Linked DNA regions of Mus musculus: region 2 is linked to region 1. Evidence: chromatin loops called from intact Hi-C (ENCODE). Cell type or tissue: left cerebral cortex. All regions are shown on one strand. Links, peaks and the distances in the headings refer to the core of each region. The heading gives the core; the rest is flanking DNA.

What was found. Peaks named below come from ENCODE experiments on the same cell type or tissue, not always from the same donor. Only the 100,000 strongest peaks of a DNase experiment are listed, where the experiment ranks them.
Region 2: a loop joins it to region 1, with 2.2 times the contacts of the local background. A loop is called at or near these places in 2 of 42 quality-filtered maps.

What each region holds. Positions count from the first base shown.
Region 1 is chr6:34,869,659-34,885,541 of GRCm38, reverse strand. It overlaps Tmem140 (transmembrane protein 140), which reads right to left. Exons shown (of 2, transcript NM_197986.3): 2 at 10,596-13,014. The coding sequence starts at 12,991. The coding sequence ends at 12,434. Cyren (cell cycle regulator of NHEJ) reads left to right here and starts at 7,477. Exons shown (of 4, transcript NM_001135611.1): 1 at 7,477-7,642; 2 at 8,771-9,003; 3 at 9,930-10,005; 4 at 10,847-13,771. The coding sequence starts at 8,858. The coding sequence ends at 11,098. It overlaps Wdr91 (WD repeat domain 91), which reads left to right. Exons shown (of 15, transcript NM_001013366.1): 14 at 1,161-1,358; 15 at 4,574-5,116. The coding sequence ends at 4,738. In left cerebral cortex, for the core only: CTCF peaks have their summits at 5,275 (motif pointing left), 7,367 (motif pointing right) and 10,879; DNase peaks (open chromatin) are centred at 5,264, 7,385, 10,209 and 11,007; H3K4me3 peaks cover 1,611 bases; H3K27ac peaks cover 3,768 bases.
Region 2 is chr6:34,988,130-35,004,012 of GRCm38, reverse strand. It overlaps a transcript of Slc23a4 not described here. Among named protein-coding and RNA genes, the nearest start is that of Slc23a4, 18 kb to the right of the region's middle. In left cerebral cortex, for the core only: CTCF peaks have their summits at 4,858 and 8,470 (motif pointing right); DNase peaks (open chromatin) are centred at 4,836, 5,148 and 8,489.

The DNA of each region.
Region 1 (15,883 bases), core at 3,029-11,028:
AACCTGTGGGATTTTATACTGAAAACAGTGACTACAAAACCGTGTCTGTCTGTCTGTGTGTCTGCATGCATGCATGCATGTATGTATGTATGTATGTATGTATGTATGTATGTATGTATGTATCTGCCTGCCTGCCTGCCTGCCTGCCTGCCTGCCTGCCTGCCTGCCTGTCTGTCTGATCATATCTTTCTCTATAGCCCAGGGCTAACCTCAATCTTAGGGCAGTCTGGCCTCAGCCTCTTAAGTGCTGGTATGCCAGATGTGAGCCATCACACCTAACTGTATTGATTTATTTATATATTTCCTTAACTTATTCTGAGACCACATCTTAGTGTGTTGTCTAGGTTGGCTTCAACTTCTTTGGCTCCAAGGTGCTCCTGCCTCAGTCTCCCATAGGGGTGGGATTATAAATGCGTACCACTGTGTCCTGATTCATTTCTTCCCTGGGAAACTCTATAGGGCTTTTACGTTAAAGTTCGGCATCCTGTTCTGTGGGTGGGACTCCCAGGAATGGCGAGCGCCTGTCTGCAGTCTGGGCTATTCACTCTCCACATCACAAGTGAAACGCAGAGTGTACCACTCAACATGTGATTGATTGCACTGCTGAGCAACTGAACAGTGTTCGTAATCAGCCCATCTATACTTTGTCCCCAGGTCCAGAAACTCTAACTGGGCCCCAAATTCTGATAATACAGGGAGGAATAATGACAATATGAACTGTAACTTAAAAAGCACCTCCACACACTGGCCCACCTGCCTTGCCCAGGAGACCAGGAGGAGGCCTTGCAAAGCCGGTGACTATCTCTTTCCTCCCCTGTGCTCAGGCTGGAGGAACGAGGAGGGCTGGGCTTTGATACGAAGCTGTTAATTGCTTTCTAGATTTTTTTTTTCCCCTGAAGAAACGTGTATTGGTGAGAGACAGGACTGGGAGTAGACCATGGTCCCCACAGCCCTGTGTTGCTTCCTGCTCTCGAAAGGCTTTTCTGAAGGCTGTGGAACTGGTGAGGGAGGCGGTTGCCCCAGCCAGTCACTGCCCGAGGTTGGCCATGGCTCTTGTCTCCCAGGCCTAGGCGGTGACTGCTGTTGGGGGATCGGAGGGAGTCTGGGTAGTGGCCTGTGTGACTCTCTGAGGGAGCCCCTGTTGTGCCTTGTATCTGCAGTTCATCCAGTGGAATATCCACAAGAGTGGCCTCAAGGTGTCTGAGTCCAACCTCCCTTCAGATGCCACCGGCCCCTTTGTCCTGTCTGGCTACAGTGGCTACAAGCAGGTTCAAGTTCCCAGAGGCCGGCTCTTCGCTTTCGACTCTGAGGGCAATTACATGCTGACGTGCTCTGCCACAGGGGGCCTCATCTACAAGGTAAGTGGGTGGCAGAGTACTGGTGGGCAGGGACCTCTCTCTGGAGGTCAGCTTGGCTCACCTGAGTTGAGTGTGGCCCTGTATCCTGCATAGCTGAGTGTGGCCCTGTGTCCTGCATAGCTGAGTGTGGCCCTGTGTCCTCTGCCCTGCATAGCTGAGTGTGGCCCTGTGCCCTCTGTGGCTGTGCTCTCTGTGCATACATTGTTATGATTCTGCCCTTTTCTTGTCTTATTTTTGGAAATAGTATATATTCTCAAAGATGTCAGTAGGGCAAAGGGCTTCGGAGTGTGGGCCCATGCGCCTCAGGAGTCTGAGATAGGTAGGTTGCTTTCATCACTGAGTTAGAATAGGCTGTTTTACAGGAGGCCTGTGGGTCAGGTACACCAAAGCCTACATGGGAGACAGAAATTTAAGATGTTCTTTGTCAAGCTAGGATACAAGTTATCTACATAGTTCTGACTTTATCTTTGAAGATTTATTTTATTTATGTGTGTGTTTGTGTGCTGTATGTATTTATGCATTTGTGTGTAGTGGTATCAAGAAGAAAGCATCAGATCCCATAAAATTAGAGCCACAGGTGGCTGTAAACAACCCTAAGTGAGACTAGGCATCGGACTCAAGTCCCACTTGGCAAGAGCAAGAAGTGCTCTTAATTCCTGGGGATTGAACTCAGATCCCTGGCCTTGGCAGCATATGTCTTTACCTTCTGTATTAGTCGGGGTTCTCTAGAGCCACAGAACTTATGGGTAGTCTCTATATAGTAAGGGAATTGTTGATGACATACAGTCTGTAGTCCAACTCCCAACAATGGTCAGCAGCAGCTCTGAATGGAAGTCCAAGGATTTAGCAGTTGCTCAGTCCCACACGGCAAGCAGGTGAAGGAGAGAGTAAATCTTCCTTCTTCCAATGTCCTTATGCAGGCCTCCAGCAGAAGGTGTAGCCCAGATTAAAGGTGTGTGCCAACACGCCTTTAATCCCAGATGACCTTGAACTCAGAGATCTCCCGGTCTTTCTTATTTATTTATTTATTTATTTATTTATTTATTTATTTATTATATGTAAGTGCACTGTAGCTGTCTTCAGATACTCTAGAGGAGGGCGTCAGATCTCATTACAGATGGTTGTGAGCCACCATGTGGTTGCTGGGATTTGAACTCAGGACCTCTGGAAGAGCAAAGCAGTCAGTGCTCTTAACCACTGAGCCATCTCTCCAGCCCGAGATCTCCCTGTTTTAATCTTCTGGAATTCATAGCCACTATGCCTCAAGATCTCCATGCCGAGATCCATGTCAGAAATGTGTGTCTTCCAGCCTCCAGATTAGGATCACTGGTGAGCCTTCCAATTCTGGATTGTAGTTCATTCCAGGTATAGTCAAGTTGACAACCAGGTATAGCCACTACACCTACTAAGCCTTCTTGCTGGCTTGTCCACGTTGTTTTTGTTCCTGTTTATATATTGAAAAACACAAACAAAAACAAAGCAAGCAAGCGAACAAACATCCTCTCCAGTCAGAGCTGCTCAGTTTGATTCAGGTTCTGTACCACTGAGAGACTGAGTGGTGGGTGGCCTTCACACTTGGATCTTCCAAAGATGAGTGCTGAGCCCTGAGCCCAAGACCACGTGTCTGGTGCTGTGAGTTCCTCTCCCTCCTTCAGTGCTCATTTGAGAGTGTTTCCCTGACAATGGTGGTTAGTCTGTGAGACGGAGGGGTCCTCTCAGTGTCTGATGCCTCTGCTTGTCAGTCAACAAACAGCTTGGGTTTGAACAGCAGTTGTGTGCTAGGCCTGGCACCACTCTACTGCGGAATAGACCAAGGGGTTAAATAATGCCTGTGCTGGCCTGGAGTTCAGATGCAAGTTAGCACTGGAAGTAAGTGATAGACAGCTAAGCCCTGAGCAGTTCCCAGAGAACCTGGGTGGGGTCCAAGTTCTCAGGAAAACCTAGAGGGAGGCTGCAGTCTGTGGACTGGAAAGAGAAGGGGCTGGGAACAGGGGAGAGGACACTCCTAGGGCCCCAGGCTGGGCAGAGGCCTGCCAGTAGGGGACTCTGTGTGGGCTGAGATGGGAAATGAGAAGCTTCACACAGACCCAGAGGCTGCTCAGTGAGACCTGGGCTTGCGGTCAGTAAGGCTCCTCTTTCTGCAGAGGGCGGCAGTACTGTTCTCATCCCCCTGCTGCTGGTAGCTGCATGAGCTCTCGGGTGGATCTGTCTCTCCTTCAGGACACCCTAAAACACTAGTTACAAGGCTAGTTTTCCCCTTTAAGGCTTGCGGTACTTGACATCCGGGAGAGCTGTTCTTTGTTGTCTATATGGAGGAATAGCTGGATATGCATTTTATTTTAAGGCATGCAGCCTTTTCTCCACCCAAATATGGAGCATAGTCAGACTTGCTCTATAATCAGACAATGGATTGACGGGTTTTCCTGTGTAGTTTTTTAAAGTGTCATGGATGGTTCCAGTTACTCAGGGTGCCTGCTAAACTTCAGGTTGTATTTTTACAATCCATAAATAATTTAACCGATAGCTTTTTTAGTTATCTCTTCATGAATGTGAATGCTTTCTGCCGCTTGCTCTCAGGTGTCATAGTGTTGCTAGGAGTCATATTGTTTCTGATTCCCTGTGCAGTGCCTGTTAGCGTCTGGTCATTCACACGTGTGCACAGTTTTAGACGCGTGTGCGTGTGTGCGTGCGTGCGTGCGTGTGTGTGTGTGTGTTGCTGGATGGCAGGCTTGTTCACACATTCATCAAGGCCTTCCTATGCCTGGCCCCATTTGGAGTGATGCAGCTGGTCTTAGAGGTCCTGCCCTCCAAGGTTTATGTGCCCACGGTGAGAACTGTATGTGTAAGACCACGATCTAGAGTCAGGCAGTGGCTGGCAGGTGATGCTGTAACAGGTGGATGCTGTGGGAACACACGGGGAGGTGCAGGAGCACTCCCCCACAGATAGGTCAGGCTGCAGAGAAAACGCCTGCCATCTTTTGAAGAGCATCTCAGGGACTGGATTTCCACAAGAGGCGGGCTGACTACTGTCAGGAAAGCGAAGGTATAAACAGGCTTTCCAGAAAAGTGGGGCGTGGGCCAGGCTACATTCTCAGATTGGGGTGGCCGCTCCCAGGCTCAAGGTAGTTTTTGGACACTGAAAGTTTTTGGTTAGAGTGTGTATGTTTGTGAGTGGCGTCTGCTAATGCTGCTTCTTCACTCCTGTCCTCCTGCAGCTGGGCAGTGAAGAGAAAGTTCTAGAAAATTGTCTGAGCCTGGGTGGCCACCGTGCCCCTGTGGTCACCGTGGACTGGAGCACCGCCATGGACTGTGGGACGTGCCTCACAGCCTCCATGGATGGCAAGATCAAGCTGACTACCCTCCTAGCCCATAAGCTCTGATGTCGGGCCCGGCTGACACGGCACGGGAAGCAGAACCGTCTCTGGCAGAAGAGAGATGAGACGGGGGACAGGACAGGGCTCTGGTTCTGCACTGCCAGGGTGGTGGATCTTCAGGAAAGCCCCCAAGGGGGCTCAGTCGTCCTGACGAAGCCCCTGGAGCAGGAGATGTGGAGCAGGCTGCGTGTACTCCCTGGAGACTAGAACCGTGGCTATAGCGGAGCATGCTCCAGAGCACAGGACTGATGCTAAGGAAGGAGCCACAGTGGCCGGCGCACCCTGTTCGGTCCAAGAGGCATTGACTGTATTTTGTACATAATTGCTTATTTTTCTTATTTAAGGGGAAAAAAAAATCAGAGCAAGGTAATGCTCTTACAGTCACTTGGTGTCTCTTTCTGGACTATGTGAGTCGCCTGGCCCTGGTGATAGCCACAGCTCCCTGCCTTGGTTATTGGATGTCAGCTCTCACTAGCCTCAGCTGCCATGCCTTTCTGGCAGAATCCGGTTATAGTTGAGATGTACACCACAGTGCCCTCTTCTGGTCTCAAGCCGAGATCTGAGTGTCTTCTGCAGAACCTGAAAGCTGGGTAAGGTGCTGGCTAAGAGGCTTCTCAGGACAGCAGGCCTGAGATCTGGGCCCACCTCCAGCTCCTGCACCTTGGGGTCTTGTGGTCCCAGAACTCTCATTTGGTGGCTTCCTCCTCCTTCCATCGTGAAGTCTCTTAGCTTGAATAGTACCAGCTGCCTGCACCTCTGCCTGGCTCAGCTGCATCGGCTGTGCCTGTGCTCTGGTCTCTCACTTGGAAGGAGAGAAAAGCAGGAGTGTTGAGGCCTGGGCTCCCTTCTGGGATGGAAGGAAAAGTGGAAAGCGATATATAGGAAAACCCTATATATCATAGTTACTATTTATTATTGGTGTGCCTGTGTGTGTTGGGTGGGTGGGTGGGGGGTGGGGTGGGATATGCCACAACAAAGATCACAAGACAACTTGGTGTAGACTTAAGTTCTTTCTGTTCATCTTTATGTGTATTTGGGGGATCAAACTCAGGTGGGCAGGCTGCATGGCAAGTGGCTTTCCCCGCTGCGCCATCTCCTGCTCACGTGTTTACCCACGTCCACACTGACATGAAGGGGTCAGTCCGTTCTCTGCCGTGTCTCCACTCCGACTGACACACAGCCTCATCGTCTGCCTCACCCAGCTTTGTGGGCCTGGGTTCCGCCTGAGTCAGGAGCCCGTGATTTAATTTCCTCTGGTTTTCCTGTCTTATGGCGTGCTCTTTCTTCCAGCATGTTCCCCACAACTTGCTGAACCAGTGGTTTTAAGGCTCAGAGACAGAAAGAACATTCCAGAGCTTGTTCCTCCCCAACCCCTCCCAGGAAGAATGCATCCTTCAAAGCGCCTCTTTGGAACCCCTGAGGGCCTTAGTAGGGCTCTGTCCTTTGCTGTCCTTGAGTGAAGGTGTTGTGGGGCACAACCAAGAAGGCAGGTCACACTGCAAACCTTGAGTCACTCTTCTGGGGGCTGAGAACCTCGCCTGGCAGGTGCAAGTCTGCATTTCCCTCCCTGTGCCCTGGGGCCCTGTCTCTGCTGAGCCCCAAACCCATGCCCAGGAGCTCGGTGTGGGGTCTGGAAGTACAGTCACGATTACAGTGCCTGCTGACTAAATGAAGCTGACGGACACTTGTTACTATAGCCAATAAATTTATCTGCCAATTTAAAAATAATAAAACCCATGTGGACTCCAGCACAGGCAAGTCTCCTAGCTTGGTCTTTCCCTCCTGCTGCTGGGGTCTTTGCTGACAACAGGCTCTGTATGCAGCCACACAGGTCTTTAGCCTTATTTGCTGGGTGGCCATGGAGAAGTTTTAAGAGATGTGCAGGGTCGGGAGAGTTATTAAGAATCAAAGGAATCCAAGAATGGAAGGATGCCCTCTCACCCAGCATTAGGCTTGCTTGGCTCACATCAGATGAGGTAGAGGGCCCGCCCTATTTACAGTCAATGAATGCTACTTTCTTGACAGCTAGGGGCTGCCCTCCCAGAAAGGTGGCAGCCTGGCCTGGTTCAAGAGCAGCTAAAATGACTCTAGGGGTCATCTGTGGGATTGGAAGCCATTGGTTTATCCCATTAAGAGTTGGGGCCTTTAATTTCCTGGTCCGAGCTATCAGTTTAGGATTGAGGATTAGCATTAGGGAAAGGCTATGGAGAAACCGTGCTCAATAGGGGAGCTGTGGGTGCCCCAGTCCAGAGTGCGGTGTTGACCTGCTGTTGTAAATCGAACTTGGTCACTCTTGATTTCTCCGTTTGGGGGCAGACAGAATCAGATCTGAGGTTTCCTTTGCTCCAGCGCTCCAGAGAAGAACCTCCCCTGTGAGGGCCTCCTACTGTGTTTTTTTCAGTCGTCTTCCTTGGCTTTTTCCCCAACCACCCAGGTTGCCTTAAAATCATGCATGCGTTTAGCTGAAAGATTCCGGACACCTGGGAGCTAGCTTGGCGCCTCCTCCACTTCTGCAGAGGGAACCTTTCTTTGCTTCCCCTAGTTACTGACTCTGGCCGCTAAGAACCAACGGCTGCGCCTCCGTCACAACAGCTGACAGAAACAGGAGCCTGCGGATGTGACCCGCGGTCTGCAGGGGGCACCCGGGGCCCTAGCGGCCAGCCAGCGCCCGGGTCCGGAGCGCGCACGCCGGGAGCGCGCAGGAGCCGGAAGGGGCGGGCGGTGGGATGCGTGCGCGTCTCGCAGTTCTGAATCCCCGGAACCCACGGGAAGGACCGCAGCGCTGCCCTCCCCTCTTGCCCACGGTTCCATCCTGTCCCCAGGCCCCCGGCTCTGCGCCCTCTGCGGTAGGGAGGGAGTGGCGCGGCCAGCTCCGCGCTAGTGCAGCGACGTCCCGCGTGTGCCTTCTGGGTGAGATTTTCCAGGGACCCAACGGGCCCGACCCGATCAGCGCTGAGCTCCAGAAACCTTGCGGCGGGCAGGACCTGGCTGCTGGCTCGATGGTCGATATCCAGCTTTCTACGACTTTGTGCACGCTAATTCTTAACCACGTCTGTTTCTCGTCTATAAAATGGACATGATACACATGTACTGCCGGGTCTGACTCATTTCTGTACACTGTCACTCACTGGATGGTATTCCTCTTAATCGACTTCTGTTCTGTGGCTGGACAAGTTGTTTGGTTTAAATGAAGTTATAAACAGTCATTCTGGATGAGCCAAAATTGTCTACTGGTGTATGTTGGGGGCAGGGGGAGCACTGCCCATTGAAATGTGTGAATTAGAAAGCCTGGGGGATTTAGTAATTGATATGTTTTGTAAAATGTGGTATGGGAGGGAGGGAGGGGGTGCCTTAAGCGGGCCCAAGCTGAACCCCCTCCTACTCCCAGGTATCAGCCATATGATGGGTCTAGTATAAAAAGAAGTTTATTTGGGGACATGAGAAGGGGGGTTGAGAAGGGAGTAGAGGCAGAGAAAGAGGGGACAGAGAGGGACAGAAAGAGAGAGAGGGACAGAAAGAGAGAAAGGGAACAAAGAAGAGGGAACATGTGGAGAGAGAAGTGGGGAGGGGGGTTCAGAGAGCATGAGAGAGGCCAGATAGTCCTTTTATAGCAAGCCAGGTTTGTACCTGGCTGTTGCTAGGTAGTTGAGTGGAGCCTAGAAGGAACGTTAGCATGCTAACAGTAACCAAATCACAGTAGAGGTGAGAAGTTTGTGACATAGATGGAGATGGACGATTGGGCCAGAATCCCCTTTCTTCCTTCCTTTGGGCTGTAGAAATGACAGGAAAGCATTTCTTGTTGCTGCAACTGCCTGTGTGGGGCACAGAGCAGGGGAGGGGCTACAGATATCTGTCTGCAGGCCCCATGTCCTATCTGCTGCTAGTCCTCCATGTGACACAGTGTACATGGCTTGGCCTTCTGGGCTCTGCTCACCTCTGGGTCACCTCAGGTCTGCCCTACACTGACTAGTAATTACTGCTGGTAAGTTGGAAGAGCGTTGACTTACTAGAATCTACTGACTTGGTTCCTCCTTGTAGGCATTGAAGATCGGCACCCACTGGGGTCAGATGAGCCTGGTGTGACAAGAGAGTGTGAGTTTTGGTCCTGTTCTAGAGAAGCAAGCCATGGAAACCCTAAAATCCAAGACCAAAACGAGGGTCCTCCCCTCTTGGATGACAGCCCCTGTGGATGAGAGAAAGGTTGTATCAGTGAAGACAGCCACAAGGAAGCAGACAGCCGCCTGGGCCCAGAGAGTGGGGGCAGCAACAAGGTAGCTAGCTGGCCTGTCTGTCAGAGTGGGCGGGGCAATGAAATCCGTCCTTCCAGCAGAGCCCATCGCTCTCAGCTTGCCCCTCACAGAGAAGCACCACCACGTGAGTGTGTGCTGGTGAGCTCTGTCCTGCCGTCTAGCTGTTGATGCAGGCAGTGAGCTCTGCCTACAAACCATGCCTACACCCCAGGAACCAGTTGTTCAAAGTGCTTATCTCTTCTTCATTGGTGACAAAAGCAAGATCAATGGATCTGAAGTCTAGTCACCTGAGTGGTGCCTGTCTTTCCTGTACACAGGGCTTTTCAGTCAGTCAGTCAAGAAATCTGACATTGCAGAAGTGACGGGTGAATGCTGGTAGTCAGGGCGGGGAGAGCTTATCAAGTAGGAGGGAGGGAGCAGCCATTCTCTCAGAAACAGGGGCAGGAGGCTTTCAGGGCCACACTTGCTGGCTCTTTCCTGTTCCTTACGTAGTTGTCACAGCCCCAGTCACATTCATGTACAAACTGGGCTCTGGCCTGATGGCCTGTACTGGCTATGTCCTCTGTTTGCTTTTGAGACAGTGTCTCTCTCTGTAGCCTAGGCTAGCCTGGAACTTACTATTTAGGTCAGACTGGCCTGGAACTCACAGAGTTCCACCTGCCTCTGCCTCCCCAGTGCTGGGATTACTGTGTGCCACCACACTCAGCCGTCCACTGTGTGTTTCAAGGAGTAACAGTGGGAAGCCAGCCACTATCCCCACTCCCAGTTCTGTGTGAGGGAGTCCACGAAGGGAGGGTAGTCCTGTGCCCTGCCCCTGGACCACTAGGCTGAGGAAACTCTACAGCTCAGAGAATCAGTAACTCCCCCCCCCCCCCGGGGGTGCTTCCATTTCCTTCCTCCTTGTGAGTCCCTCTGCCCTCAGCTGTGGCTCTGCGTCTCTGTTTCAGAGCCCCAGCCACGGAGACCGTGTACTGCATGAATGAAGCTGAAATGGTAGACGTGGCACTGGGGATCCTGATTGAGGTAACATCTGTCCTGTCTCTTGTGTCTCCTATGCCTGGCGATTCCTCATGGGTAGGAACGAGCACAGGTCCCCCGCTCCTGGTAAGAGAGATGCTCTCAGGCTGCCTCAGGTCTCACGTCTTCTTCTTGCTTCCTCTTCTCAGCCAGGTTTCCCTCAGCCGCTTGCGTGTCGTGTGTCACGTGGGGTGAGCCTTTGAGACTAGCTGCACGGTTGGGATGTGGGTGTGAGGGGGAGCAGTCACTGTGGGGGAACCATACTGACGTGTATGTGAGGGGCACAGTGTTCACTTGAGTTTTTGGGAAGGCTACCAGTTGGGTAAGAGGACTCCTTTCCAGTGTGCCTGTCCTTAGCAGAAGGCTGTGGACGTTTCCTGGCTTCCTGAAGGCCTGAGAGCAGCTCTCCCATGTCATTGCATAGTTCTCGTGTTTTCCGTGTGCTTTAAAGCAGTGTATCGTCTTCCCAGTGCTCATGGTCACCCAGTCTGCACTGATCTGGGATACTGCTATCCCCAGGAAATCAAGGCTCTGTGGCCTGGGCTCCTGGTGTTCTCATGCCTCACCTTTCCAGCCATGTTTTTTTTTTTTTAGTTCGATCCTTTCTCCTTCTACTCTGCTGTTCCTCATATGTAGATCCCTGCATCTGTCCCTAGTGGGTCCTGATCCTGAGGTGTGGGGTGGAGAAAGCTTGGGTGCCCATGAGGTGGATGGGAGCATGTCCCAACTTGGTCGTGTGCCGTGCTGGCTTTTCGGTTGGCTCAGGGTACATCCATAGCACTGTCAAACTCGTGCCTTGGAGAAAGGAGCCCTTTGTGCCGAGACAGCTGTTTCTTCTGCTCTGCAGGGCCGCAAACAGGAAAAGCCCTGGGAACAGCGGTCTCTGGAGGCCACTGATAAGCTGCAGCTCTCCCCTCCCTGTTCCTCGTCCCCCGGGAGCAGCAGTGAGGAAGAAGACAGCAGGATCAGCTCTCTTGCTCCAGGCCTCAGCCCTCCCCGGGGACCAGAAGCTTCGGACTCTCCCTGTAGCAGAAGCCCGGAGGAGGAGAAGGAGGAGGAAGACGCGTTGAAGTACGTCAGGGAAATATTTTTCAGTTAGTATGAATTGTTCACTGCTTCAGCTGAGAGCTGTGGGTGCTGCCCACCCCTACTGGCCCCTGCCACCCACGAAAACCAGGCTTTGCTCCCAACTTCCAGTCCCAGGAGGTTGTCAGTTTGGGTGGGACTTTTTCTGTAGCAGGATGCAGAAACGCATCCTGTTACAGACTTTCCCTGCTCCACCCTCGGGCCCTGAGGGATGGCAATCCCAGCCCCGAGTTTCATTCACAGTAAAAGTGAGGTCTTGGGCCTACTTGCCAGATGCAAAGGAAAATAGAGCTGCCGAGAACATGGGTATTCTAGACAGGCAGCCAGATCTCGACTTAAAGAGACCTATGAACAGTCTCCCTCACGACACAGTCCAGCAGTAAGCTTCCACCCTCCCAACCAAACAGGCTGGCAACTGCCCACAGTTCCCTGCCAGTCTAGGAGCCTCCTGCTCCTAGACTGTGAGGCTGGTGAGCCACACAGGCCCTGTCTACCACCAGTCACCTCTCTTCCTCCTGGGGCCTCCACCTTGACCCCTGTAAGGGAGAGTGGGACACGGGTCGCTGAGGACAAAAGATCACACCAGAGTCCAGGTTTCTTTATATTCACTTTGGCTTTTGATGAGCACAGAATGAAGAACTCATTGCCACGTAGGTTTTCTGATATACAGGCACTGAACAAAATATATACTGATGCCGCGATGCATAATAAAGACCATGCCTTCTGCCTTTCCAGTTCTGGGTAAGGTGAGGGGACACGGTGTGTGTTTGTGACGACTATTCAATCCTGTTCACCTTCCAGGAGTTGACACATTTTGCGTCTGCATCCCTGGGTCACGAGGATGGCTTAACAGCTGATTCCTGTTTGCTGTCAGGTCCAGGGACCCCTTCAGGGGACCCTAAAAAGCCAGTGAGGCTTCTCTTTGTGCTGACAGGACTCGGTGTTAAAGCAGGTTGCTTGTTTGTTTGTTTTTTGTTTTTCCCCTAATCATCCCATTTGTTGCCATAACCATCACAGAGTTCTAGTTTGACACTTTGCCAAGATAGCTTGGAAGTTTGGCCTCTGACAGACTCCCACCTGCCTGGGACTATAGGAATCCCTGTGCTAATGAGCTACATGGTACCCTAAGAAACTGCAGGTACCCCAGCCCTCCAAGCCGCCTCTGGGTTCCTTGACACCACAGCCCGTCTGCACAGTGAGTGGTCCCCTCTGCTGTGCTGGAGATCAACATTAGCTATGACACAGGGTGACTGAGAAGAACTACTCAGCACAGGTCCTCTGGCACCTTCTTGGAGCACAGTTGGAACCGAACCCTTGCAATCCCATAATAAGCCTTTGTAAGACCGGACTAACAGTTCTCCCACTGGTTCTTGTCCTCCTTATCCCGTGGCGGGAACCTAACCGTGGCCACAAGCAAGAAGATGAGTAACAGCTGGGCTAGGCATAGAGCTGGCAAGGCAGGCCCCAGGAAGGAGAGCCTGAGCCACTTCCACACGAAGGAGAGGAAGAGGCTTAGTCCTCCGGCCAACAGAATGGAGGATGCCGCCAGGAAGCACACGGCCAGCCGCCACTCTCCCTCATCTCTGTTGTACTGGGCAAGGAGGAGAGGCAGAGGGACGAACACTGTGAGGACCAGGGCTCCATACACACCGAGCCTGGCCAGGGCTAGTCCAACCTGAGGAATGCCCAGCACGTCCAGCTCGGGAAAGTTGTAACATGCTAGGGAGCCCATGTCCTCCTTCCACAGACAGAAGTTGTAGAAGCCGATTCTCAGGCTAGGTAGGTCAGCGAGGTTGCCAGCCTTCCAGAGGAGAGCGTAGAACATCAGGCACAGGGCCGCGGCCAAGAGGATCATGATGCCCACGAAGGGCAGGTGGTTGTTCCGCCACAGCCTGGAGAAGGCCATATCTTCTGCTGTTGCAGGGAGACCTGGAAAAGGTCACAGCAGTGAATATCTAGCCCTTTCCTTGTGTTTACAAGTTCCCATTCTTTCTGTCCTCATGAAGATAGGAGGTCCCAAGTCACAGCCAGGTCCCAGTCACAGTGGTCCACTGCTTTGAGGTTAGAAGGAACTGGGCAGCTGTGGAAACCTGAAGTATCCTGAGCCGCAGCCCTCAGGTAAAGGGCTTTCCCGCAGCATGGATATCACAGGCTGTTGGGGGCTCTCTGAGAGTGTCTCAGGTCCTCATAAAGGTGGGTTTGCAGGTGTGAGGGTGAAGGGCAAGCCTCACGGTTAGTTGGGACGGCAGCTTGAGGTAGGTGCGCGAGGCTTGACTGAGCCTAAGCTCAGTTGCTGCTGACAACCACTTAGATGACTGCAGAACTACCCAGCTAGGCTACATGACAGTCAGCCCAGTGTCTGCAGGCTGGGTGTGCGTGGTCAGCAAAGCTCTATGGCTCAGTTGGTTGGATGTGAGCCTGAGTGAAGGATCAGTGGCCTGTGCCTCCTTCCCCGTTTAGGGAACTGAACCTCTCCTTGGGTGAAATCACACTATTGTATGATGTTGCTTTTAAAACATGTCTGTCTGTCCCCTCCTCCCATAACAACAGTAATCTATTAGTCTAGGAAATTCTGGAAACTTTTTAAAAGAAAAAAATTAAAATAACCCTTTATCCTACCACCATAGTAAAACCACTGTTCATATTTCACAGACATTTCCCCTATGTGATTATATGTCTTTAAAGCACAGTGTTTTTCACTGACTGTTGTGGGCATTTTTTCATAGCTGTTGAGATATATTTTCAAACATGATTAATGGCTACATAATATCTAATCCATAGGCCGACTATGTATTGCCAGATGGACCTACAGATGTCAAGCCCTCTCTTTAAGTGTATATCAAAGAGCCTATTTTACCACACTCTCATTACTTAGAAAAATCTTTTCATTACATTTTTATTCAGAAGGACTTTTCCCAATTGCCTCAAAAATAGTAGTCTGCACACTGCCCTTTTCTATGTGCATTTCCCACTAAGGAATAAAAGAAAAGACAAACAGCAGGGGTGACGAGGAATGCAGAGCTGGGAACCTTGTGAGACCCAAGCACCAAGGCCCACATACCAAGTCCCAGGGGCTAATCCACAGAGCTGGGTGCGGCCCAGCATTGGTGGCTCCGGGGAAGGACCCACAGACCCTGTGGATCTCAGGGGACTCCTTGGGGAAATGGCTCCTCGCACACGGTGCAGTACAGTCTCTGTGTATCACGTTTGTTTTACAGGAACCAAAAGGAATTAAGAGAGAAAGAATGTTTGCCAGCCTTAAAGAGGTGGGGTAGGGGCGAGTGGGAGGAGGGGGCATCCTTTTCAAGTATTACACAACAGGGATTCATTGGTTGGCTTTAGCAGCCACCTGGCAGTAGACAAGTAAGGTTAGAACATTGAGGTCTGAATCTACATTGCCTCTACCCAGCATCGAGCGGTGCCTGGTTCTCATTGTAGCTTCCCTCCAGTGGAGCCCAGAGGCCTTGTTTGAATGTACTAGGAATTCTTGAAGCAGTGATGCTTGTTCCAGAGGGATTTGCCAAGACTAAAAGGCAGCTCTTGTCTGTATGCCACTAGGTTCGAAGGATGAAATAATTAATCCATGCAGCCGTGGTATGGAAAAATTCCCAGCATATTTTAAATGGTTTTGGTCATTTGGAAATTTTTTTGCCAAGTCTATATGTGTATTTTAAGAGGGGTTAGATATTTAAGGATATGGGGTGCGTTTCTGGGTGGGGAACTCCTGTTCACCCAGTGGTGCTGTAGGAAATAACCGGTGCACAGCCTGCATTCCCAAGAAACAACCAGGATTCGAACTGGGAGCCTCCTGTTTGGATCGTGTGTGTTTAGGTTAAACAGTACCACGCTTGAAGCTCGGTCAGGCAGTGAACTTGGCTTCTCAGAGGAGGCCAGGGCCACCTCAGCACAGCTCCTGCCAGGACCCCTTGTTTGTGGCTTCATTTTTCTCCCAACTGATTTTTTTAGAGGTTTTGGTGGGTTATTTTGTTTTGCCCTGTTCTGAAATAAGAGTCTCTCTATGTAGCCCAAGTTGTCCTCAAACCTTAAGATCCTCTTGCCCCGTCTTCTGAAATGCTGATTACGGGCATGTACCGCCATGCCTGACTTCCCAAAAGTTTGCCGTGGAGAGCAGAGCAATGGAAAACAGGAGGGGAAGGAACCCAGGCCCGGGCATGTGCAGAAGGCCTGCCCTGGCTTTGCTCTGCCTTGGGGCAGGCAGAGTTCAGCCCTTGCTCCTGTGCCTGGCTCTCTAGCATCTGGTCTGTCCTAGAACTTGAGTTTTACTGGGACTCAGGTCTCTTTGTCCTCTGCCCTTACTTTCTTGTGGTCAAGCTTTTCTGCCCAGGCTGTGCCCACGCTCAGCCTCTCTCCAGCTGCCTCAGGAAGGCTGGAAGCTGGAATAGATACCGGGATGCAGTGTTCCTGAGGGACAGTCTTCATCTGTCCCATCCTCAGAAGGATGAACGCTTTGTGGAATGAACGAATGCAGATGCCCTCTGGTAACCTTAGGCATACACCGTGAGAGGCAGCACATTCTGAGGGGCTCTGTCCATGGCTTGCATTTTACCCCCAGTGTTGGGGCGTCCGTTAGACTTTATACTGGAAACCCAGAGTTCTGAGGCTGGTGACTAGCCCTTCTTTCTCCACTTCCTTGTCACGGTGCCTATATACTTGGTTGAAAACCTGATGACACTCTCTTAGCTGTCCCGGCAAGTCTACCTCGTCCTGGTTTTTCTAACAGCCCTGGCAATCACACTGTCAGCACAAAGGACCCCAGTTTCCTGTAATGATAAGCCTC
Region 2 (15,883 bases), core at 3,804-11,803, 120 kb before region 1:
CTCATCTTTGGCTGGCTCCCTGGCCAGTGCTCCCTTACACATCCCAGGCCCACCTGACCAGGGTTAGTACTCTTCACAGTGAACTGTACCCTACATTAATTAGCAATAAAAAAAAGTGTCTCACAGCCATGTTGATGAAGGCAGGTGTTCAGTTGAGGGTCCGTCTTTCCAGGGATTCTGGGTTGTGTCAAGCTGACAATAACTAACTAGGACAATAAGCTTTCTCTTTGTCTCATATAGTTTTACCATCATGAATAATGCTGTAACCAAATTCCCTTGAAAGTTTAAAAAGACTGAATGGCAACTGTTGAGGTTTGGTCTGTTGTAATGCTAAACACTGCCCCCCAAAATCTTGTTGCCCCCAGGGACAAGGGGATCCTTAGTACACCAAGTGATGCTTTGTAACCTTGCCCCCCAAGTTATCCCTGATTGGTTAATAAAGATGTCTACAGCCTATAGTTGGGCAGAAGAGAGGTAGGTGGGGCTTCAGTTCCAGGGCTTGGAGTTTGAAGCAGAGACCACAAGGAAGAAAGAGGAGGTGAAGAAGATACTGTGAGGAAGGTGAATCAGGAAAACACCATTTTGAAAGGCTGACCAATTGGAGTAAAAGCAGCCCAGGTAGAACACAGCAAGTTGTAACTCAGGGTTATTGATAGGGAAGTAGATACTAACAGCTTAGAGGGAGATGTCGGCCCAGCTCTTGTGCTGTTTGAGGCTTATTATAAATATAAAGGTTTTGTGTCTTTTACCTGGGAACTGAATGATCAAAGGCAGGGTAGAAACCCCCAATTAATATCAAATGTTTACCACTACAGGCTACTGTAGAGATGGACCAGCCAGTGAAGACTAATTTCTCCAATATATGAGCGTTCCCATTTCCCAACTTCTTTGCTGACAGGAACTCTGACATGTTGTTGACATGTGATTCATTGGGTGTGGGTAAACCTGGATCCGGCTCTATAGGGCTTCCGGCTTCTCACCAGCCGTGTGACTACTGCATAAGTTAACAGTTACCGGACAACAAGATACCTGAGAGAGGTCCCGTAAGGCTCTAGTATGGATGGTGGAGCAGAAGCCAGAGGCCTCAGACCAGACAAATGGCTCATTGCAGTGAACGTTTGCAAGCAAAGAAGTGTGAGCCAAGGGGTATTCTGTGGGACACACTGCAGCTTCCACAACGAGTTGTTTGTTTTTTAATTTGGGTTCTTTTTTTTAAAAGACATGGATGCTGTGTAGGACCTGGGGATACAGCAAAGTTAGCCGCTGCACACTGGGACTTGGCACTCTTTGGCATAGAACGTTGGTTTGTCCTCTTCCCTGAGGTCATCTTTAAGACCAGGAGCTGTTCTGAAAACTCTGGCGATGGGAAGAGGAGATGGGGCCAGAGCGCTCGAGCTGTGGGGAGAGCTTCTTCTGGGTACCTCACCAGGCCGTCCGTGTTCCTTTCCCATTTCATCCTCTGCGTCCATATCCGTGTCACTCATGAAGACAGGAGAGCTAAATGGCAGGTGGGTTCCTAGTACAAGCCCCTAAAAATAGCAGAGGCAGGGCTCCGCTCCAAAACGCCGGCAGTATCAGCAAGCTAATTAAGAAATCTGCTGATGATGACGAGGAGCTGGCGAGCTTCCCGTTCCCATCAACTGCTGCAGACGGAGAGAGCAGGCTCCTTCATGTCAGAGATCCGGAAAAGCCCACGTCTCTGTGCATATGCTCTGAGATGAGATGACATTTCGGTGGAAAGCTGTGCCGGGTTTCCATTTAAGCACCTAGATCCGTGGCCAGTTCTCGGAGTTCCTTTTCATTTTTCTTTCCATTTGCCCGTTTAAGTTCCATGATGCTTAGTTTTGAATCCAGCCCCAGTTAGATGAACTCTGCCCAGCTTCAGACGAACTGAAGAAAGGAGAGAACTTCAGGCTTGCTTTATTTAAGCTCCTCAGCCAGTGCTCCACTACATTTTAAAGTGTGTGTGTGTGTGTGTGTGTGTGCGCGCGCGCGCACACGCTTGTGCCCCCAAGAGGCCACAGGCATCCTGGAACTGGAATTACAGGTGTTTGTGAGCTGCTTCCTATGGGTCCTAGAGACCAAACTCATGTCCTTTGTTTGGATGAGACATCCTTGTTCATAACCACTGAGCCGTCTCGCCAGCCATATCTAATCTTATGTACTCAGCCCATCTCCTTAGGGATAGCACCACCCACAGTGAGCTAGGCTCTCCTAAATTCATGACCAATCAAGAAAATGCCTGCACAGACATCCCTGCAGGCCAGTAAACAGTATTCCTTCAGGGTTCATGCTCCAGGTTCCTGTCTTGACTTCCAGCCAAGGAATAGAATGTCTTCCCTTATTACTAGCTCTGGATTACAGCAGACTGCTGCTCCTCCATATCAAATGGTATGTTGAACAATAGTTAGGGCATGGAGCAAGTGGGTTGGTAAAGGGAACACAATGGGGGGGGGGGGCAGCAACTAGAAGAGCTGGCTGTGCTGATGCTTGTCTATAATTCTAGTACTCCAGGCTCAGAGGAGTCAAGAGTTCAAGACCAGCCTAAGCTGTAGGAAGACCTTTTATCAAAAAACAAAGAGAGGGACAGAGAGAGAAGAAGGGAAGAATAGAGAAAGGAAGAAGAGGAAGGAAGGAAGGAAGGAGGAAGAGGAAGAGGAAGAGGAAGGGAGGGAGAGAACCCTGACCTGTACCTTCCTGGAGTGTGGCTCTCCTCTCTTCCTGCTCTTTCTGTGAGTAGCTGGCCCCTAAGCTAGCGCCTGCTGAGAGGGCTGTAAGCCTTTTCCCTATCTGTCTGATATTCAGAGATGAGGGCCATGGAGGTACCTTTCCGCCTTCTGTTTGTTAGTCTTGCATGTCCAGTAGCTGTCCAGCATGTCCCATAGTCTCCCTTCCCACACAATGCATGAAACCTTCTATTTTGCTCCTTGGTTTTGTCAGTTTAAATAAAGGAAAACGCTTAGCTATTAGGGAAACCATGGGCTAGGGGTGGGCCTAGGTTCTGGTCACCACTGGGAAGATTCTGGACCCGCTGGGAGCTGCCTTCCAGCTATTCCCGGCCACATGTGGTTGGAGTACTGAATGCATACTGCTGTCAAGACTTCCAAGCTCTGTCATAACTTCCTGCCTTTGACCAACTGCTATGAATAGTTTTCTATGGGTCATTATTTGGTGCCTGTGCTCCATATTTTCTGATTGCCCTCTCATATCTACCTTTTGTTTTCCTGCCAGGGAGGTAGAGAGTGGGCAGCTCTTAGATGTTTGGACTGGAGCATCTGCTTGCGCACACCCCGGAGTTCTGGGGCAGAGAACAATGGACGAGCAACTCAATGATAGGAGGGTGGTTATGAGCCAAGGTCTGGCCTCCCTCTGCTACCCTGTTTGAACACAGAGTTCAGGGAGTCTGAATTCCAAGGGGAAAATGAAAATTGGCTGTTAGGTTGTTCTTAAGGAGTATCTGTCAAGGCTGGACGCCAGTACACTGATCAGTTTGCTTGCTTGATTTATAAATTCTGTAACTCTTTACATGACGTGTGAGACCAACGTGTTTACTTTCATGGTATCAGGCCCTGCAGACACTATAGGTGTGTGGGTTGCACTGTTCCCAGTTGCCCCTACTTAGTGGTCATCAGCCTATCTCCTTCCAAAGACTCCCAGGGAAAGAGAGTCATCCCAAGTCCTCAATAAAGCTCTCGGGGACCCCGGCTTCTTTCTGAGATTCCCCTGTCGAGTCCAACTTCTGTCAGATACGACATATGGCAATGGAGAGAGATCTTTCTGGTGCCAGAATGAAGGTTGTTCACAGAGGCTGAGCCTGTGTTTTCTAGTTCAAACCAGAAAAGACTGGGACTGGACCCCATAAAGGACAGAGAACACAGGGCCAGTGTGGTGGGTGGGTGACAGCTCTCCTCATACCATACCACATACCATTCATACCATATCATATCATACCATATACCATACCATATACCATACCATATATCATACCATATACCACACCATATTCTATACCATATACCATACCATACCATGCTCACTGCAGAACTCAGAGAGGATGATTTCTGCTGAAAGCCACATAGCCAGGACTTCCTGGCTATACTCACAGGACCATGGCAGGAACCCAGGGTGTAGCTCCTGCTATCCCTTCTGGGGCAGACAAGGCCTTCAGGAAGCAAGGCCACCTCCATGGGCCTGTGTGGGGAGGCCTGTGGAAAGGAGAGCCCCATGCAGGGCTGGAGGGCACCAACAAAAACGGGGTAGAAGAAGCTGCCCTAAATCCAGCTTGCTCTGCTTGCTGCTGTGCTGACTACCGCTCAACCAATTGCTTGGCTACAACACGACCTGTGCTGCCCATAACTGCTACAGCTCTGAAGGGGGCGGTACCCCTGCAGTCGAGGAGTACCGCAAAGTCACACCATACAACAACCTCACAAAACCACAGAAGATTTGTTAGAAGGGAAAAAACCCAGGAGGGTGGCTGCCTCTGCTTGGGTGAGAAGCAGCAAAGAGCTGAGCAGAAGTCAGGGTTTGAGTAGGGTTTCTTGTGGGGCTGGGGAGGGGGTGGGACTCTTTCCAGGGTAGCCTGTGATTGGAGGGATCATGTGACTTGATCTTGGAGCAGACTCAGGGAATTTGTCTTTTTCCCTATAGTGTGGGGCCTGGCGGGGGAACTCCTGAGGAGGGAGCCTGGGTGCTTGTGCGCCTCTAAGGGTCAGGTCCAGCTCCAGAGGAGGCTAACGGTGGAGCCTGGTAGCCTGAGTTCTCCAGGGGTTGGGCTTACAAAGGGAATCTCTGGAAAGCCACCCCTTCCATTGCTGCTGCTGGCATTGGCATGAGTAGCCAACACTGCCATCTAGCTACTGTTCTTGCTTTTGAGGCCGAGGATATTAGGAGAGGCTCCTGGGTTTTAGGTTTTGCTTTTTGAGACAGTGTTTCACTATATAGTCCAGGCTGTTTTTGAACTTGCAATCCTCTTGTCTCCGCCTTAACAAGTGATGAGATGACAGGCAGGTACCAACACACTCAGCAGTAATTAATCTACAGGGTGTTACATGGGAAAATCCTAGCTGCCACACAGAGGGTTATAGTTATGGACTCTGTAGGGCAGCCCACTCCAGTGCCTTCTGGGTGATGCTTCACCCTGGGTGGTTGCCAGAGGGCTGCAGAGCAATGCAGGTCCTAAGCAAGGGAGCCAGGCCCACCAGCACAGAGCACCCCCATCAGTCTGTCCGCTGCTGCGCTGCCTCCCACACTCCATTTTAGCCCACAATAGGCACTTGTGTGTTCCAAGCTGGTCTGTAGCATCATGCCTGGTTTCATGTAGTGCTCAGAATGGAATCCAAGGCTTTTTGTATACTAGGCAAATAGTACATTCCTGACTCAAGGAAGGATCCTAGCCCAAGAAGCATTTATTTAAAAAAAAAAAAAAATTCAGCCGGGCGGTGGTGGCGCATGCCTTTAATCCCAGCACTCCAGAGGCAGAGGCAGGAGGATTTCTGAGTTCGAGGCCAGCCTGGTCTACAAAGTGAGTTCCAGGACAGCCAGGGCTACACAGAGAAACCCTGTCTCGAAAAAACAAACAATCAAAATCCATATCTTGAGTCCGCAAGTGTGTAGTGCCCTATGAGTTGCAGGTGGTTGTGATCTACCTGATGTGGATGCGGAGCAGTGCGCTTGCGTCATCTGGACAAGCAGCAAGCGCTCAGCTTCTGTGTCACCTCACCAGCGCTGGCCTCTGCTGTCTCTCCGTGTTTGTGAGGATCCCATTCTAGTGCAGTTCTAGTGACCGGACCCTGGACAAGACAGTAAGATCTGGGTCACTCACCCCTTCCCACACCCACAACTTCTGACCTGAACTCTGCACTGTCACACACGTGGCCTCTGGTTCACCCGTTGGTCTCCACTTTTCACCAGAGCCTCAGCGTTCCTACAGTTCCTACCCTCCGGTTGTCATTTCTACTGAGTTGAGTCTCAAGGCTGACGTGTCCGCCGCCTGACAGGAGGTCCTCTCGGGTGCACACAGACACTTGACATCCGATTGGTTATTTCCAAACCATCTACACTCACGTTCCCCTACTCCAAACCTAGCCTCTTTCGACTCTTCCCAGTTCCATAAAAACTCCAGTCTTGCACCCTATCAAACATCCCGGAAGACCCCCATAATTCCTCACTCTCCACTCCACCCTCACCCAGTCAGCGCAAACACACCAGCGACCTTCCCTGGCTCCTCAGACGCAATAGTAGAGTCTTCAGATGGCCAGCAAGCTCATTGCCTGTAGCCCCCTTTCTGCATCCATTAACACCACGCTCCTCTCTGCTCTTTCTACCCGGTTCCGGTCTCCCCGCTGCCCCAGAACCTCTGCTCACGCTGCCTCCTCCAAACACTAACACGTGTCAAGTCAGCCTTTTCTGAGTCCCCGTGATGGGGAGTGGTAGCCTCGCCCGCTGCTCCTCCTCCTCCGCAGCGCAGCTTCTTGGACCAGTTCCACTCAGGACCCCTATTTTCATGTAACCCTGGGTATGTAAATATATAATATAAGTATATGAATTAAATGTTTGCTGATAATTATACATTTATTTTAGAACAACTCTTTTATACACATACATACACTGTTTATTAAAAAAACCCATATGTGAATATTGATGAGATCGATGCCTGTTAATTTTTGGCTGAGTATCTGACACTGCAGAATACAGCATCTTCAGTGTTTTTCAGAATTGATTGATATTTCGATTTCATAATTGTCACTGATAAGAAGACCTCCTTGCATAAATATTCAGTACAAAATGGCAGAAGTATGTTTTAGTACATTTCAGAAGTTTTCAGAAATTCTGTCCTAATCCCAAGCCAAATTTCAGTTAACTTTTTTTTGATGAAACTCAGTGTCTCAAGCAGCAAAATTTAAATATTTTAATTTATTTATGTGGGTGTATATGTGTGTGTGCTCATAGGAGCCCACACGCCACACCCCATAAGAGGAGGCCAGAACAGCATGCAAGAGTCAATTCTCACTTTCCACTGTGTGGAGCCTGCTTGGGGATTGAACTCAGGGTGTCAGGTGTGGGGACACCTGCCTTTATGCACTGAGCCATCTTGCCAGGCCTCTCAAGTAGCAACTTTTAAAATCAAACACTCTAACACAATACAATCCAAAGGTCTGGGAACCTGATGCTTGTGTGCTGAGGAGCAATGGTAGGGAAATGCTAATGTCCTTTCCATAGTTAAGCTACTGTGTTTCTGTAAGAGCAGAGAACCCTGTGTGTGCAGTAAACAGCCTTCACTTTTTGAATCTCAGCCAGGCACTTCAGTCAGCATTCAGTGGCTGGCATGATGGCATCAGTGCAAAGTGACATGTTCTACTCTTGGAGCCAAGGGCGATGAACACCAATGGAAATTCCTCTGATTCACAACGATTTTAATTTTGAATTCATTTTTGGGTCCTTTTACTATTGGCAAGTTCATCAGCACCCTCCCATCCAGGTCCACGACTTGAGGCTGCAACCCAGTTCAAGAGCGAGAACTCTAGCCCTCATCTCAGCCGAGAGCGTGCAGTGGTCCTCGCACTTCCTTGATTAATGTCTTTCTCTCCCGCCAGATGGTGAATTCCATGAGGGCAGGGATGTGTGTCGGGTTTGCTGACTTTGGTACACTCACCACCTGGCACGATGCTCAAAACACCACACAGTAGCTGAGCGCTGTAGGATGTGCTGTGTGGTTGATGGGTGGATGGCTGGGAGGGAGGAGGAAGGGGGAAGAGGAAGAAAGAATCATTTAGGTACTTGTCATGCGTGTGGTGTATGTTCACGTGTGTGTGCACTTGTGTCTGGGTGTGAATGTATATGGGTGCGTGCACGTGGAGGCCACAGGTCTGTGTCTGCTTTCTCCAGTGACTCTCCTCTTCAGTCACCGAGGCAGGGTCTTTCACTTGCACCCCAAGCTTGCTGATTTGGCTGTTATAGCTAGCCAACTTGCCTCTCTCCCCATCCCAACTGCTGGGGTTATGGGTGGCTTTCAAGTTCATCCAGAATTTTCATAGGTGCCGGGATCCAAATTCTGATCCTCGCTCCCACCTGCATGGCCAGTGCTCTCACGGAGCCATCTCCTTGTCCCAGGATATTCATTTTAAACAACACTCTCATTTAGATCTCTCTCACCTGCTCATATGGTACTACAGATTGAAGACAATGTTATTTCTCTCCTATCCAGTCCTCAGTAGACTGGGCAGGGGATCCTTTGATAAAGGCCAGGACATATGCCTTGGCTGGGGAACATTCTGTGCTGAGACAGAAAAGTTCCGTGCCAGGCTCCCGGCCCCCAAACCTCCAGCCCTTTCAGTCCAGAGAGCATCCTGGAATGTCAGCACCACAGACAGAGCCCAACCCTCAGTTCTGGAAGGTGGGGTGTGTTCAGGATTCTGGCCAGGCCGGTAGGCTGGCTTATTTCGCCTCTAGGTGGAAGGGCGCTGTTTTTTATTTGTCCGCTGGGTGGCACTGTGGCCTTGTTCTCTATTTCCTGACGCTCTGACCGGTGATAGGTCAGAAGTTTTGTCTCCCCCTATTCGCTCAGCCCCAAACTTGAGAAAGAAAGACTTGGATCAGTCTAGACAATACAGTCATGGGTTGCAGTCTCTGTGTGCCGCAGGGCAGGCAGTAACCCTGTTCGATTTCAGCAGCGCGGTGCGAGTGGAGTGCTTGCTGAAGGATCACACTGCCTGCAGTGCAGTCCCACAAGCCGGACACCTCAGCTCCCATATTGTTTCTGCAGATACCCAAGCTGAGCAGTCAGATGGTAGGAACACTTGTGACGCTCAGTTTCCCTGCCTCCTCCTAGGTCCCTGTACCCAAAAGGCCCAGCACTGACCGTGGGAGTCCATTGTGTCCAGAACAAACAACCTGAAACGCTGCTTCATAGCATCTTCTCCTGGTGCTAGCATGTGGTCCAGAAGATAGAGACAGCCAGGATGTTGGCAGAAGGCTCTGGGTGCTCTGGGGTGAGCATTTATGGAGGGCTCGGGAGTTACTGGGAAATAGACTTCATGAGAAGTCAAGAGGCAACAGCTCCTGTGAAAGCCATGGGTCGCAGCGTGTTCATTGTGGGTGTGGTCACCATTGGTGACTCCACGTGTCAGCACTGTCTTCCTGGAGACAAGCCAGTACTGGGCTGCCTGTTAGCCGGCACCTCTCTCAGCCCCCAAAAGGAAGCCATGGAGCCCAGTGGTCTGCTACTCAAGGAGCTGAAAGGAGGCAGGCTGGGTTCTTCAGCTCAGGGTCACTACCAACTCAAGAAGCAGTGTCCAAAAGAGGGTAACCTTCCCATACTGCAGGACCCATACCGAGCAGGACGCTCAGCGAGCTTCTACTGCACAACACCCAAGCAGGCTCACTGACCCTGAGGTATGAAAGAGGGACAGGAACCCCGATGGGGACATGCAGTGAAAAGGGAGCCCTAGACTCCCGGGAATTCTCCAGCACAGCTCACATGTGCTGTAACGCTGCGACACTGAGACAATGCTGCTTTTATATAGAAATGCTTTCAAATGAGAAGGTTAAAATAGCAAGAAATCAGGGTTAAGGTCTGAGTGGATGTCTCCTGGTATAGTGCATACATGACCTTAGTCCCTCCCAGGCGTGATCCGGAACCTCGCACACAGGACCGGTAGCTTCCTATGAGCTAGACTTTTATGGTAATCCTGTCAGGTGCTCTAGAAAACTTTTAGAGAGATTCTCCACTTACCATCTATGCCTATGCACAATTGAGAGAGAGAGAGAGAGAGAGAGAGAGAGAGAGAGAGAGAGAGAGAATCATGCATTATGGGAAAGGACACACTTTCGAAAGTAAACGTATTAGCAAGCTACCCATCTATCAATCCACCAATCAAAATAGAGAACTGTGTTATATCCCTTAGCAACCAAGCTCCTCTTCCTCCTCCTCTTCCTTCTCTTGAGTCCCATACAAGGAAGCCCTGACAGTAATCAGGGCCCTGAGTGTGCCCTGTCCTATAGCCAGCTGTTAATCTCCACAGCGTGTCCCTATTTGATCTCTGCTATCAATTTGCTCTAAATAAAATTATTTCGCTGCTTTGGCAAATTTGTATGACTCTTATTTTCAGTTCTTTGGATTAAGAGGCCAAAAACCTGGAAACATCCATACCAAACTCTGACTGCCAACAACAGAACCAGCTTTTGAATTGTGATGAGAACCGCAGTTTGGGGGACACAGTGTCTCTGGGAACTCTAACCCCATGCTACCCTCTATCTTTCATTTCCAAACTTCTATTATATTACACAAGAGAATGCAAAGTTCTCCTATGCATTTGAACTGACTTAGGGGGCTGGAGATGTAGTTAAGTTGAAAGGGTGCTTTCTTAGCATATGTGAAGCTTCAATTTCCACTACTGTGTGAACAGGGTATGATTGTACATGCCTGTAATCCCAGCACTGGGCAAGCAGAGGCAAGAGGGTAAGGGTCCATGGTCAGTCTTGGCTATCTAATGAGTGAGACTATCCTGGGCCACAAAAGACCAGCCTCAAAATAAAAATAAAGGGCACATTATAGCTGTCTCCTGAGAGGCACTGCCAGTGCCCGACATATACAGAAGTGGATGCTCAAAGCCATCCATTGGACAGAGCACAGGGTCCCCAATGAAGGAGCTAGAGAAAGTAACCAAGGAGCTGAAGGGATTCGCAGCCCCATAGGAGGAACAACAATATGAACTAACCAGTACCCCCAGAGCTCCCTGGGACTAAACCACCAATCAAAGAAACACACGGAGGCGCTCGTGGCTCTAGCTGCATATGTAGCAGAGGATGGCCTAGTTGGTCATCAATGGGAGGAAAGACTCTTAGTCCTGTGAAGATTCTATGCCCCAGTATAGGGGAATGCCTGGCCAGGGAATCGGGAGTGGGTGGGTTGGGGAGCAGGGGGAAGGGGGAGAAGGTAGGGGATTTTCGGAGGAGAAACTAGGAAAGGGGATAACATTTGAAATGTAAATAAAGAAAATATGTAATAAAAATAATAAATGGATTCTGCATTCAAGAGGCAAAATGGCCAGGACTCTCCCAGAGCTGGGATGCCTGTGTAACGGCATAGCTAAGATTGAAGGACCATGAGTCCAGCTGTAGCTCAGTGCCAATGCAAATCCCACTTCAAAGGCGATAAATAATTTATTCTGGAGCCAAATATGAATGACCACAACCCAGGAACACAGATTTAGGCTACTTCAAGTTCCACACTCCAAGGTGGTACCACTCTGATGAGCTGTTTATGGTAGCAGAGTAAAGGAGGTCATAAATCAAGACACTTTTCAAATACAGCAAAGCAGGGAAGCCTGTTAGGGACCTCGAGTGAATGACTGTTCTGTGATGACACTTGTGGCTTTGGAGGTGGTGGAAGCTGGTGATCTGCTAAGTTAACTTCCAGTGGAACACCAGTGCTCTGTGTGGACATCCCAAATGATCTAATGGTCACAAAGTTGTCAGGTCACGTACAGAGTGGGGGTTAGGGGGAACATATGGCTAGTAAGGGGAATAAGATGGCCCAAGACGATGGGACTCAGGACTTGCAACGTTCTTAACTCTTCACAGTCATTGGCATCTCCATCAGTTAGGCAGCTCTGCGAAGATCTGGCTGGAAGAGGCAGCTTCTGTCTGGGAGCCTTTGTTCACATCGGTCAGGAGGCAGTGAGTTCAGCGGATCACATACCCCAATACCAAGGAAATCACCTAATTCCCAGGGCCTCTACATCTGCACTTCCACTTGCCAGACGTGCGATTTAGGGTCTCTGTGGCCTCAAAAATGTATACAGCTGAATCTAGTGTGAAGATACACTTGGATTCTGCCAGACTAAGGTCACCATTCCAAGTTCACGTTTCCTTCCCCACCTACATCTTGCAAATATGTGCCCTCTCAGAGAACCCCATCGACCACTCTGTACTCAGTGACTGTGATGTTGCCAGAGAGTTAACTTTTATGAGACTGCCATTGCTTGATTTGGTGGCTCAGGGCTCTCAAATTGTACCTTGGGAGTTGGGATGGGCCAAGAACACTCCCCGGAGCCTTGGTTGGAAGCCAGAGTTCTCCTAGACAGGTGATAGAGAGCAGTACAAGCCAATGCACCTCTCCCACAGCACAGGGACATTCCCAGCCGGTGGCCTGGGCCTCGGAGCTGTGCGCTTGGGAAGCTGCGGCCATCTTCACATGGAGTTACCCTTCTCTCTAGAGCAGCCCCACCCACCAAGCTCAGCGACATTCCCAAACTCTACCCTTGAGCCCGTTTTCCTCCTCAGTGCCCAGTGCCTTCTGCCCTTCTTTTCTCACCCCAAGACCCATTTATCTTTCCTACTGTGCGGCCACAAGAAGAGTACAGGAGCATTTGATTTACTGAGATTTTCCTCTCGATACATATTCCTTGGTTTTTTCAAAGACCTCCCATTTTTGAAAAAAAAAAAAAAAAAAAAGGATGTCAGAGACCATCACAAAGGGGGTCAGGATGAAGGCAAGGTCAGCACTCTATGAGAAACTCTATCCGGTATTGCACCATCTCAATGTTCTGGCCCCTGGATGTGCTGGCACCCAGACTCCCTGATCAGAAAAGTCTACTTGCCCTGGGTGGCCTGTGAACCCCAGGGGTCTCCTCTGGACTACAGGTGTGTGCCACCACTCCTGGCTTTTGGAAAATTAATCAATTTTTTAGATAGGGTTTCACAATGAAGCTCTGGCTGGCCTGGAACTTACTCTGTAGACCAGATTGTCCTCAAAGTCACAGAGATGGGCCTTCCTCTGTCTCCCCAGTGATGGGGTTAAAGGTGTGTGCCAGTGTGGCCAGCTCACGCCACAGTGATTGGCATTCAGACAGACCTCAAGCGCTCATGTCTCTGTGGTAACTGCTGTACTGAGATAGCCCCCTACCATGTTACAGCCAGAGCCTAGAAGGAGGAAGAACACGCTCAGATCAATCTTTCTCGACAAAGATCTGGCTTATGAGATCTGAGAGTCAGTTTAGTGACTAAGAAGGGTTGAGTAACCTTGGATAATTTGATTGGATCCATTTGCTAGACTGGGTATGTGTGTGTGCCAGACCCAGGTGTAGCGACAGGAAGTGGTAAGCAACAGACTTAAGGAAAGAAGTCATGAAACACAGTTGTAGCCATGTGAGGAGTTTCATTTCATCCTTGCGGCTCAGGAGAGTATGAAAGGGCTTTGCTATTTGTTTGTTTAAGAGAAAATGGGACTAACTTTTGTTTTACAACTTTATCCAGACGGTAGAGAGGAAGGAAAGAAGGTTATGGCACGACATTGCAGGCACTTGATAGAGAGTGGGAAGAGGGAGGCTGGGGTTAGGTTGGTGGACTTCCTGTCATTGGAGAGTATTGGACACACACAAGAAATAGTTAAGAGGATTTGCCAGGGTTTGGGAGACCAAGGATGCTGCCCTGGATGGACTCAGGACCAGGATAGATGCTGGTGTCGTTCACCTGAGATGATGAGAATGGAGGATGTCAGCGTCTTTCTCCCCAGGCCTAACTTCCTTTATAGCATTTTAGTTTTCATAGTTAAATCTCTGCCTCCCAGGTCGGTGGACCTGGAGATGAGCTGAATGGCTGGCAGAAGCAGTTAGTTACATGAGAGGAATGGCAAGTCACTTTGTGATCATTCCTGTTAAGCAACTCTGTGTAAATATCAGTGTTCTGCAAGAATGGGTTCAAACAATAGGGTGTGTCTGTGTGTCTGATTGTCTGTGTATCTGAGTTTGTGTGTGCTTGTGTATATGTGTGTGTGTGTGTGTATGTATGCTTGTCTGTGTGTCTGAATCTATGTGTCTCTCTCTCTGTGAGCATGTGTCTGTGTGTATATCTATCTGTGTGTGTGTGTGTGTCTCTGTATGTGCCTGTATGTCTATGTGTGTCTGTCTGTCTGTCTCTGAGCATGTGTCTGTGTCTTTGTCTCTGTGTGTGTCTATGTATATGTGTGTGCGTCTGTGTGTGTGTGTCTGTGACTGTGTGTGTGAGTGTGTGTGTGTGTGTCTGTGACTGTGTGTGTGTGTGTGGGGGGGATCCCAGAAGTGGGGGGAACAGTTCAAGTTCTCAGCTGCACTAGTTTTCTATGTAGTAGTTACACCTGTGAGGGCTAGGGGGTGGCTCAGTGGGAAAAGCACTTGACATGCCGATGTGAGGACTGGAATTCAGACCCCTTGCATCCACATAAATGCTGGGAGTGCACAGTGGCCATCTGTAATCCCAGTGCTCAGAAGTGGTAAGGCAGGGCGTTCCACAGAGCAAGCTGGCCCGCTAGAATAATAAAATGGGCTACCTCTGGGCTCAAGAGAGAGCCGCTGCCTCGGTAAATAAGGTTGAGAGTGATGGAGGATGGCACCTGACATCCATTGCTGGCACTCACGCATACTTGCACCTACACGTGTGCACAGACGTACAAGCAAAAAGAGAAAAGTACAGCAAAAGAAAAAGGAAAACGAACAAACAAAGGTAGGTGCTGAAGGGCCAGGAATGTGGCTCAGTTAGAGTGCTCACCAGGCTGGCATCATTCTCAGGGGCCCTGTGGTGGAATTTGTAACCTGAGCCTACACACGCTCAGTCTGTGATCAAATTAAGCAAAACAAACATAGATGCACACATGAAGCTGTAGCGGGGTGTGGAGTCAAGTCCTTGGAGAATGGCTATTTAGTATCAATGACTTTTTGATCTTGGGGTTTCTGTCCTGGCTCCAGCCAGGTTGATCCCCTCCCCTCCCAACATCCTATCCTGCTTTCCCAGTGCTTTCCCCAGGGATTTTTCTGTGGCCCCTGCCATAAGTTCTGAGTGGTGGGAATCAGGGCTGCCGGTCTCAGAATATTCTACCACCATGAATAGCTGCTGCTTGCTAGGTCTGACTTTCACGGAGGTGGTGTGTGTGTGTGTGTGTGTGTGTGTGTGTGTGTGTACGTTTTTGAAGCGGTCCTTCCAAGTCCTCTGTGCAGGAAAGCAACTCTGCCACCGTAAAATTATTTTTGCAGCTACTTCATGACTGTAATTTTATGAATCCTAATGTAAACACATGTGTTCTCCGATGGTCTTAGGTGACCTCTGTGAAAGGGTCATTCGACCCCCCAAGGGGTCAAGGATCCAAGGATGAGAATCCTTGCTGGAAGTTTTCTGGAAGCTTTTGTCTCCACTCAAGAGCCTTGGAGGCAGAGTGCCCAGAGCGAGCAATACACCTTCCATCATTAATCATTTCATTCATGCATCAACTCCCCTGGGCTCACTGTCTTTTTAATGAGTACTCTGTCATCTCAATCAGTTTTCACTTGGAAAACCAAAAGCTTACCGGTAACTCTGTTTGCCTCCCGCCACCTTCCCTGGGTAGGTGCCTTTTGAAAGACTTTTAAGTCACACCCTGCCCTCAAACTTTATCAAACCAGGAAGTGTTTTCCCCAGGATGCACCTTGGTCTTTATAGACGCTGGAGGGGTATTAGACACCACAGTGGAAGTAGATTACCTCCCCCCCCCCAACCCCGGCCCGCCCTCTGAGTCAGGCGCCTCTTTTAAAGCACTGGACTCCATTCCTGGGGTTATCAGCTTTGTTTCTTGAGGGGAAGACAGAAGGAGAGCTGCCTCTGGTTGCCATGAACTCTGCAGGCGGTAGCTGCGAGTCCCCGGACTGCATGGTGAGTGCCAGTGGTTGGGGAGGGAAACGGGAGCAGGAAGGAGGCCTCAGTGTGGAGCTCAGCCTGGCCTTCGGCACAGCACGTGGCGTCTGCTACCCTCGCAGACACAGTTCCCTGAGCCTTGAACTGCGAATGAAGGGAAGGTGGGCGGGGTTCCTGACAAGGCGCGCAGGGGCGACCCCCGCTGTTTGCTCTACTCAACAACTCAGCATAGGAGCCTCTG